Regions from separate parts of the Homo sapiens genome. Here regions 1 and 3 are each linked to region 2. A link is a loop called in an ENCODE intact Hi-C map of the cell type or tissue named here. Cell type or tissue: GM12878. All regions are shown on one strand. Region 1 overlaps EPHB1 (EPH receptor B1). Region 2 holds the start of LOC105374121 (a long non-coding RNA gene). Region 3 overlaps EPHB1 (EPH receptor B1).

The links. A loop is a pair of places that touch in the nucleus more often than their neighbours do. Peaks named below come from ENCODE experiments on the same cell type or tissue, not always from the same donor. Only the 100,000 strongest peaks of a DNase experiment are listed, where the experiment ranks them.
Region 1: a loop joins it to region 2, with 2.3 times the contacts of the local background. A loop is called at or near these places in 2 of 110 quality-filtered maps.
Region 3: it touches region 2 in a loop (3-fold over the local background); 3 of 110 quality-filtered maps call a loop at or near these places.

Annotation. Positions count from the first base shown.
Region 1 is chr3:134,903,447-134,905,946 of GRCh38, forward strand. The region is part of intron 1 of EPHB1 (EPH receptor B1); the gene reads left to right. Among named protein-coding and RNA genes, the nearest start is that of EPHB1, 110 kb to the left of the region's middle. In GM12878, no CTCF peak of the experiment used is centred here; DNase peaks (open chromatin) are centred at 1,015 and 1,535; H3K4me3 peaks cover 1,335 bases; H3K27ac peaks cover 2,368 bases.
Region 2 is chr3:134,852,192-134,854,691 of GRCh38, forward strand. The region is part of intron 1 of EPHB1 (EPH receptor B1); the gene reads left to right. It overlaps LOC105374121 (a long non-coding RNA gene), which reads right to left and starts at 2,294. Exons shown (of 4, transcript XR_924525.4): 1 at 2,208-2,294; 2 at 1,285-1,556; 3 at 1,000-1,189; 4 at 221-379. RefSeq lists enhancers at 650-709, 820-1,029. In GM12878, CTCF peaks have their summits at 764 and 1,075; a DNase peak (open chromatin) is centred at 900; H3K27ac peaks cover 1,370 bases.
Region 3 is chr3:134,800,523-134,803,022 of GRCh38, forward strand. The region is part of intron 1 of EPHB1 (EPH receptor B1); the gene reads left to right. Among named protein-coding and RNA genes, the nearest start is that of EPHB1, 6.5 kb to the left of the region's middle. RefSeq lists enhancers at 2,284-2,383, 2,404-2,463. In GM12878, a CTCF peak has its summit at 1,229; no DNase peak of the experiment used is centred here; H3K27ac peaks cover 1,383 bases.

The DNA.
Region 1 (2,500 bases), 51 kb after region 2:
CAAGGCCTAGGATGTGCTGACGTGCACAGTGAGCACCGGCACTTTTAGCAGCATCATTTGTCATTAAAATGAATTTGCTTGGGATCGCTGCTGCCCTTTCTGAGAATCTCCTTCTCAGAAGGTCCTTGGGGCTGGAAGTTTGGGGTCCTTTCACTGTCCACTCATGTATACTTCCCTTCCACCCAGCCTGGACTGTGTACGCCTGGACCAGGTTTTATTCTAGGGATGGGAATGATGGGGCCTTGGTAAATGGAGGGACCAAAGGTAAGAATTCTATCAAAGGTAAGAATTAGGTAATAGATTAACCAGACAGAGTTGGAAGGAAAGATTTGTGAAGTTATTAAAAATTGCTTGGTGTTCTAAAGCTGGTTATTATTCCATTGTTGCTAATTCTGGGTCCCAGTGAATCCACAGGAGAGAAGTTTCACTGTGACCCCACCGCAGCCAGATGTGCCCACGAAGGAAAAAGCCTGAAGGCATTTCAGGCCCTAATTGGTTGTTTCTGTAATGTTTTTCATTGATTGTGCAGCGGCAGTGCAAGCAGCTGCCCAGGGAGCAGAGCAGGCAAGCACCGGGGGCCTTTTCAGGAGGGTGTGTCTACCTGTCATGAGGCTGTCTGCTGCTGGCCTAGGAGATCTCCAAGCCCTTTTGGATCCCCCAGCCCTGGAAAGGAGGCTGGCTCCAGGTGGGAGAAGAGGTAGCACTCTTGCCCAATTAGGAGCCTGTAGCTCCCAGGCTTTCCTCCTCTGAGTGAACATTTCTTTCTGAGGCTGGATTCTGCCCTCTGATTATCGCAACACATCGCCTGTTTGCTTTTTCTTGGTTTAACTCCCACACTAATTTTGTGCATGAATGAGTACAGTGAAACCAGTTTAATTTGCTGTTAATTCTCTGTTCAAAATATTCTCTTCTGTTTAAGGGACATAGTCGCTTTCATCTCTGAGGCAGCGTGTGAAAGCAGGCAGCTGCTAGGGTGGTGGAGGGGTGCCTGCGAGTGGGTGTCAGCCTGGGCCAGTGTGTCTGTGGTCTGTGGTCTGTGGTGGGGGGTGGCAGGTAAGCACCATGGGGGTGGACATTTCTCAGAAGCAACAACCCACAGTTTTTGGGGCTTTACACTTGCTGAGCCAGCGGATGGTTTGACTCTGCATGGGAAAAAGTTCATAGCTGGGAGAAATACCTCCTCACCAAGGGGCTATGGCTGAGAGATTTTGGCACACACACTGAGTAGCTAGTCTCTTGGAGATCACGAGTATGGGATGGGGAAGTGAATTCTACAGCTGATCACAGATAGTCAGGGAAGACATCTGACTGTCATTTAGGAAACACAAACTTTAAACATTCCTTCAAAGTGTCTAAATATAGTGTTTATACAATTTGTTCAAGCTTAGTTGGTGAAAGAGATCTGTTTTTGACAAAATGTTCTTGTTTGGGTCTGCTATGCCTAGCTCTTTTACTTCTCTGCTTTAACCAGGGGCCTTTTAGGGGAGCGGGCTTTGCACCAGGTGGCAGAGTGCCCAGTCACAGGACTGCACTTGGAGAGACAAATGATCTCTACAGGAGCTGAAACTGTAAAACAAAAGTAATGGGGCATGATTCCACAGCACTGGTCACCATGAGTCAGCCCCTGAGACCATGTGGGAGTGGTTGTGGCTGTGGGTGAGGGTCCTGCTTCACTCCCCAATAGCTGCATCAGTACCCACCTCCAGTGCAGTGTTTCTTTAGAATACTCTTGTAAGTTGCAGGTAGAGAAGATTGGATGGACACTGGGGATCAGCCTTCCTCCACTTTCCTCTTTGGAGCTATCCAAAGTGCTGGCTGAGGGGGCCCCAGGAGCCTCTCTCTGAAGCCGACATATTTTCTCTGTGAGTTTCCACATGCTGCTGGCCTACCAAACTGATTGTGGAGTGTGCGCACTGCAGCCACTCCCCGCCACACCTTCCACACATTTCTCTTGTCACTTTCCGCATGTCAGGCATTTCTCTTGTCATTCCCGGCATTACTGACTGCCCAGCATTGCCAACCAGGGGGCAGGGCAAGCATTCTGCTTTGGGAAGCACATGTGGTTTATCCATCAGCCCAGCACATCTGTAGGGACCACCCGCTGGGAAAAGGTGCAATGGAGTGGAAGCCTAAGGAAAAGAGGAAGAGCAAAGGCAGCAGGTGGTGAGGTGGTTTTACAAGGGCCAGTCAGTGTGGCCTGTGGAGTACACCACACTTCTGGCCTCCTCTTTTCCTGTGCTGAGGTCTGGCCAAATCTGGACTGACTCTTGGCTTATGTTTCCTCTTGGTGCTGACCAGGAGCCTTGCTGTGGACATTTCCTCCCAACTGCCCTCTAAGCTGTGAAAGCCAGACAGAGCCTTGCCGTTTCCCCATGATTCCCAGGCAGTCCTTGGACTGTTTCGATTGAGCATCTTGCTGTTGGCTTCCCTTCTGAAGCCCCCTTTGCCCATCTGCTAGCTTCACTCCTCTGCCACCTGATTTTGCAGTATTGAATTTTCT
Region 2 (2,500 bases):
CTCAATGTCCCCTCCTTTTGGTTGCCCCACCCCTCTGGCAGTCTGCCTTGACCCTAAATCTATAGCCACAGCATGCCCTGCCACTCCCACCCTGGCAAGCAGCTTTTCACAGATGGCTCTGTCAAATCTGGACGGGTTCCGAAGATGTTATTGGATTTCTGTAGCCCTCTTGTGCCAAGAACATATGGGGCTGCAGGAGAGAAGGGGCAGAGGGTCAGGCACTTATTCCTTCCTCTGCCCCATATCGCCTTTGAGCACCTCCTTCATGGTATTTTAGTAATTCCTTGGTGGTGAAGTGATGGGATTTTGAAGAGGATTTTTGTAGGTGCATCCAACTGCAACAGAATACATCAGCCTCATCGGAAGGAGAATGGAAGGCCTGAGAACGCACAAAAGGAGCATTTGGAGAGGGTAAAGTCACATTCCTCTGACACTTTGGGTGCAGGTGTCCGTATCTGTGCAGTAAATGTGGGGTGTGTGTGTGTGTGTGTGTGTCTGTGCATGTGTGTGTGAAAGAGAGAAAGATACATACATACTTATGCAACCTAATTATCGACTGGTATTGTGCAAAGAATGACTAGGCCTGTCTTCAGCACCAGGCCACTGTCATGGGATAAGGGACAGGGGACAAGAAAAAGCAGCAAAACAGTGAGGTATAAGTGGAGGAGTGCTGGACCAGGTTGGGGTATCTGAGCCCTAGGGCTGACTGTGCTGCCCACTGCTGTGAGAATGTGGGTGAGTTGCTTTCCTCTCTGAGCCTCACAGTCTCCTTCCATACTGTCAGAGGGCAGGTGGGGTCACTGCCAGCTCTGACTTTCTATGACTGTCACATCTGAAGAAGAGGAAGCAAGTGGAGCCCGAGTCGGGAGGGAGAGAAAGAAAGAGAACAGAAATAGACAAAGCTCAGAAGTGGAAGAGAAAGAAGTAGAATAGAAAATGAAAGCAGAAGTGAGAGAAGTGGAAAGAAAAGGGGAGACAAAGGGGAAGGCGAAAGCTTACCTGGGGGACTGTTGTCAGCAAAGGCAGAAGAGGGAAGCACTTGTGAGCTGGTGAGTGCTGCTGCCCCGGTGTGGCTCACAGGGCCTAGCCCTCCCTGGGTCACCCAGAGAAAGCCAGAGGAGGCTGTGGGTGCCCCTGGAGACTCCTCAGGGCATGTAGGGGGTGGTGTGAGCAGCCTCTCACAGTGGAGCTGGAAATGGAGAGAAGTGGCAGACATGTTTTGGGGATAAAACACACAGATTTTAGTGATAGGTTGGCTGCAGGAAGAAGGAGAGAGAGAGTTACCAAAGATGGCATCCAGGTTTCTGACTTTTACAATTAGTGGATGGTGGTGTCACTTGTTGAAATGGGAAAGATTTGAAGATTACCACTTTGGGTTGACTTTGAAATGGCTGAGACTTGCAAGTGACTATTGAGAAGGAGATTGGATATATGGATCTGGAGCTCGGAGGAGAGGTCTGTGTCTGAGTTCAAGATGGAAGGTGGTAGCCACAGTTACACAGATGGTGAACCTGCCTGCAGAAGCACCGTAGCACAGCAATATTCTTGAGCCCTTCCTGTATGGATGGAGAAAAGAGAAGGCTTTGGGGAGGAAGAGAAGGCTTTGGTCTTCCCTGCCCAGGGCCAAAGCAGGGATGGAAAACAGAGACAGGGGTTCCATATAGGAGCAACTTCACATCTCCTGCAGTGCATTGTCCTCATCCAGGACAGAGAGCCCATCCATCATGGAGTCCTTCCTGGGAGCCCATACTCAAGCCTCCAAATCATCCTTCGCTGCAACCACCCAATACCAAAAGTGAACATTTTTGGTGTGTGAGCAGGCACACATGTTCTTCTCCTGCCCTGGAGATTCACCCAAGGCTCCAATGCCAAAATATGGTGTTGTCCTTGCTGCAAGCCCTGAGGTGATATTGGGCTGAGCTAGGTTGAAGCTCCAGGCATATGACGGGTCTGGTATTACTGGGAGTAATTGTGCGATAGGAGAGCACAGGGCCTGGCTCACAGTAGGTGCTGCATGAATATGTGTGGACTGAACAAATGTCTGCCGGAGTCAGTTTGACTGCAGCCTCTTGTGAGTGGAGGAATAGGATTCTGCTTGATGATTTAGGGGCTGAGCCAAGCCTGAAAGGAGCCGTTTGGGAGGAGGAGATGATCTGTGTCCTGGTCTTAATCCTCTAAACTCTCCCTCTGGATTAAGTCAGACCCACCATGAACCTGGCTGCAAGGTTTCCACTCTTCAAGGATTTGCTTTTATTGCACCGCATTTTGGTGAGATGCCATCAGCCCGCACTGAGGAGCTTTAGAACAGCCTGTGAAACTCGGTGGTGTTTACTGTGAGGGTGTCACTGACAGCATTCATTGCATCACAGAGTGTCCTCTCCATGGGGCCCCATGGGAAGCGTTTGCCTCATGCTTCCATAGCAGGGACAGCCAGGCTTCTCTGAGTAATCGCTTTGTATGTCCTGTGGACCCCGTGACCCGTGTAACTGATCAGGTTTTC
Region 3 (2,500 bases), 52 kb before region 2:
CCTAACCCTAAAAGCTCAGCAGGTTTGGATGGATCCTAAAAATCAGCATTTTAAGTGGGCTTTCCTGGAGATCCTGATGTATGTGCTTCCTGGAAACACTGCCAAGGGGAATGTTTCTAAACCAGGTTACAGTCAGAAGTCCTAATAGGTCTTGCCCAACTCTGCATTTGCTGAATCAGAATGGCCTGGGGATCTGCATTTTACTAAAGGGCCCCAGTGATTCACATGCAGACAGCCTGGCACCAGTATATTTGGAAACTGCTGATGAGATCTAATTCACTTAATCCTTACAAAACCTATCAGGTAGGTATTATTATAATCAACTCCTCTCCCACTTTTTAGATGAGAAGACTGAGATATATAATAGTTAAGTAATTTGATAAGGTCACACAGCTAGTAAGTGGCCAAGCCTGGATTTGAACCCAGGCAGTCAGGCTCTGTAGTCTATATTTTTAGCCACTTTGCTCCACCACTTTTGAAGGCTTTGCATGAAGGAAGACTCATATCAGCTGGAATCTAGGGGAGGGAAGGGTTCTAGTGCTGACTCTGCCATTGGGCATTGGAGACTTCATTGACTCACTGGGAGCTTAGGTTTACATGGTCATGCAAGAAGAGATGAGCAAAATGTTCAGACAACCTCAACACTTCAGATCAAGCTCCAGTTTCCATGTAGCTCTCTCTCTGCACCTTCCTCCTAACTCCACTATTCCCACCCCTATTGCAGCCCTATACACTCATAGACACAGGGCTGGAGACCTGTCCTGCAGCCTTTCTAGTAAGGACTGGTATATTCGTTCCTCTCTCTGCCCTGACCAGCCCTTCCAAAGAAGAAATGATCAGCAGAGAAGTGTCCCCAAAGGAGATGAACCTGGGACCCCTATGTGTTCTGGGGGCAGCGGAGGGGGCACACCGAACCCTTACCTGTCCTCCATTGACTGTCGAGAGCGTGTTCCTGCACCTGGATTCCAGGAGTCTGCATTCCTTGGAAGAGCTCTTTTTATGTTTCCCTCTTATGCACTAGCCACTTAAGCAACTTGAATATTTCTGTCAGATTTCCATGTCTCCAAAGATGGTGGAGAAACAGAGCATTCGATGTCTGCCCTTCTGAGGAAATTACTGTAATAATAAAGTAACACCTTGGGAAAGATTTCATATTTAAAAGCAAAATTTTGCATGAGAAATTCTTCAGCTTCTTCTGCAGATTCCATTTCAAGTGGCAGCTGTAGGTGGGGCCCTTGGGTCAGAGTGCTTAACTATGCTTGGGTGGGGGGCATTGAGTGGTGAGGTCAGGACCATCTGCTCCATCAAAGGTCCCTGATATCTGATGTATTAGAGCCACTTTGCTGGCTTTTGTTGATCATTCCCCTGGGGGTTAGAAAGTTGGGAACACACTTTCCAGGGAGGCCTGGAGGGCAGTGGGTTGGTTCTTCTTTGTTGATGGAAAACCACTTTCTATCTGACTTAAAGTACAGGAAGCAAACAAGTGCACAGTTAGCTCTGTCCTTCCTTGTGCCTCAGTTTTCTCATTGTTAAATAGACTGGAGGAAGGATCATTATGGTAGAGAGAGTAGCAGGGACTTGGAGTGGGTGCACACCCCAGGGTAGAAGCAGTGGTAGAAGCAGGGGCTGACAGGCCGGGCGCGGTGGCTCATGCCTGTAATCCCAGCACTTTGGGAGGCTGAGGCGGGCGGATCACGAGGTCAGGAGATTGAGAACATCCTGGCTAACACAGTGAAACCCCATCTCTGCTAAAAAAAACAAAAAAACAAAAAAATACTGTGCCACTGCACTCCAGCCTGAGTGACAGAGCGAGACTCTGTCTCACGAAAAAAAAAAAAAAAGAAGCAGGGGCTGACAATTGTAGATAAAGTCCAATCTGAGGCATGGTGACCCTTTGGCAAATCATGGGTGGGGCATGGATCCTCATAGCCTGTCAGGGGTTCTGTAGGAAGCAGCTCAGGATCTGATTTTCAGACATCAGGGATCGGAAAGAATGAGCTTAGCCAATATCAAGAAGGCTAAGTGCCCTCCATGAGAAAGCCTAGTGCCCTCCATGAGGAAGACTGTATTCTAGGGACCTCCCACTGGCCAGCAGCAGGCCCAGGCTTGTGCAGGTGGTACAGACAGGATTGAGGTCATGGTCCCCACTGGTACCATGTAGCATTATCTGCCAGATGCCTCTCACTGTAACTGGCTTGTATGTTTACTTCTAACTTTGTGAATGAGAAGATTTCATTTTGACAGCCTAGCAAATGAGTTCATTATGCTCCCAGCCTTCTAGGGCAGGAAAAGCATCTTATTCATCTGCTCACTCACTCTCCAGCAAGCATGGAGTGTTAGCTCTGTGGGAGGATGCCCAAAGCTGAAGATCTGGGGGCCCTTCACTACACTATAATGACCCTGCTGGTGATTGAGGTTTCAAGATGATCTGCTTGCGAAAAGAGGGAAAAGGTGATAAAGAAGGTCCTGTTTCCCCCTCCATCACCAGTACAGTTGTTTC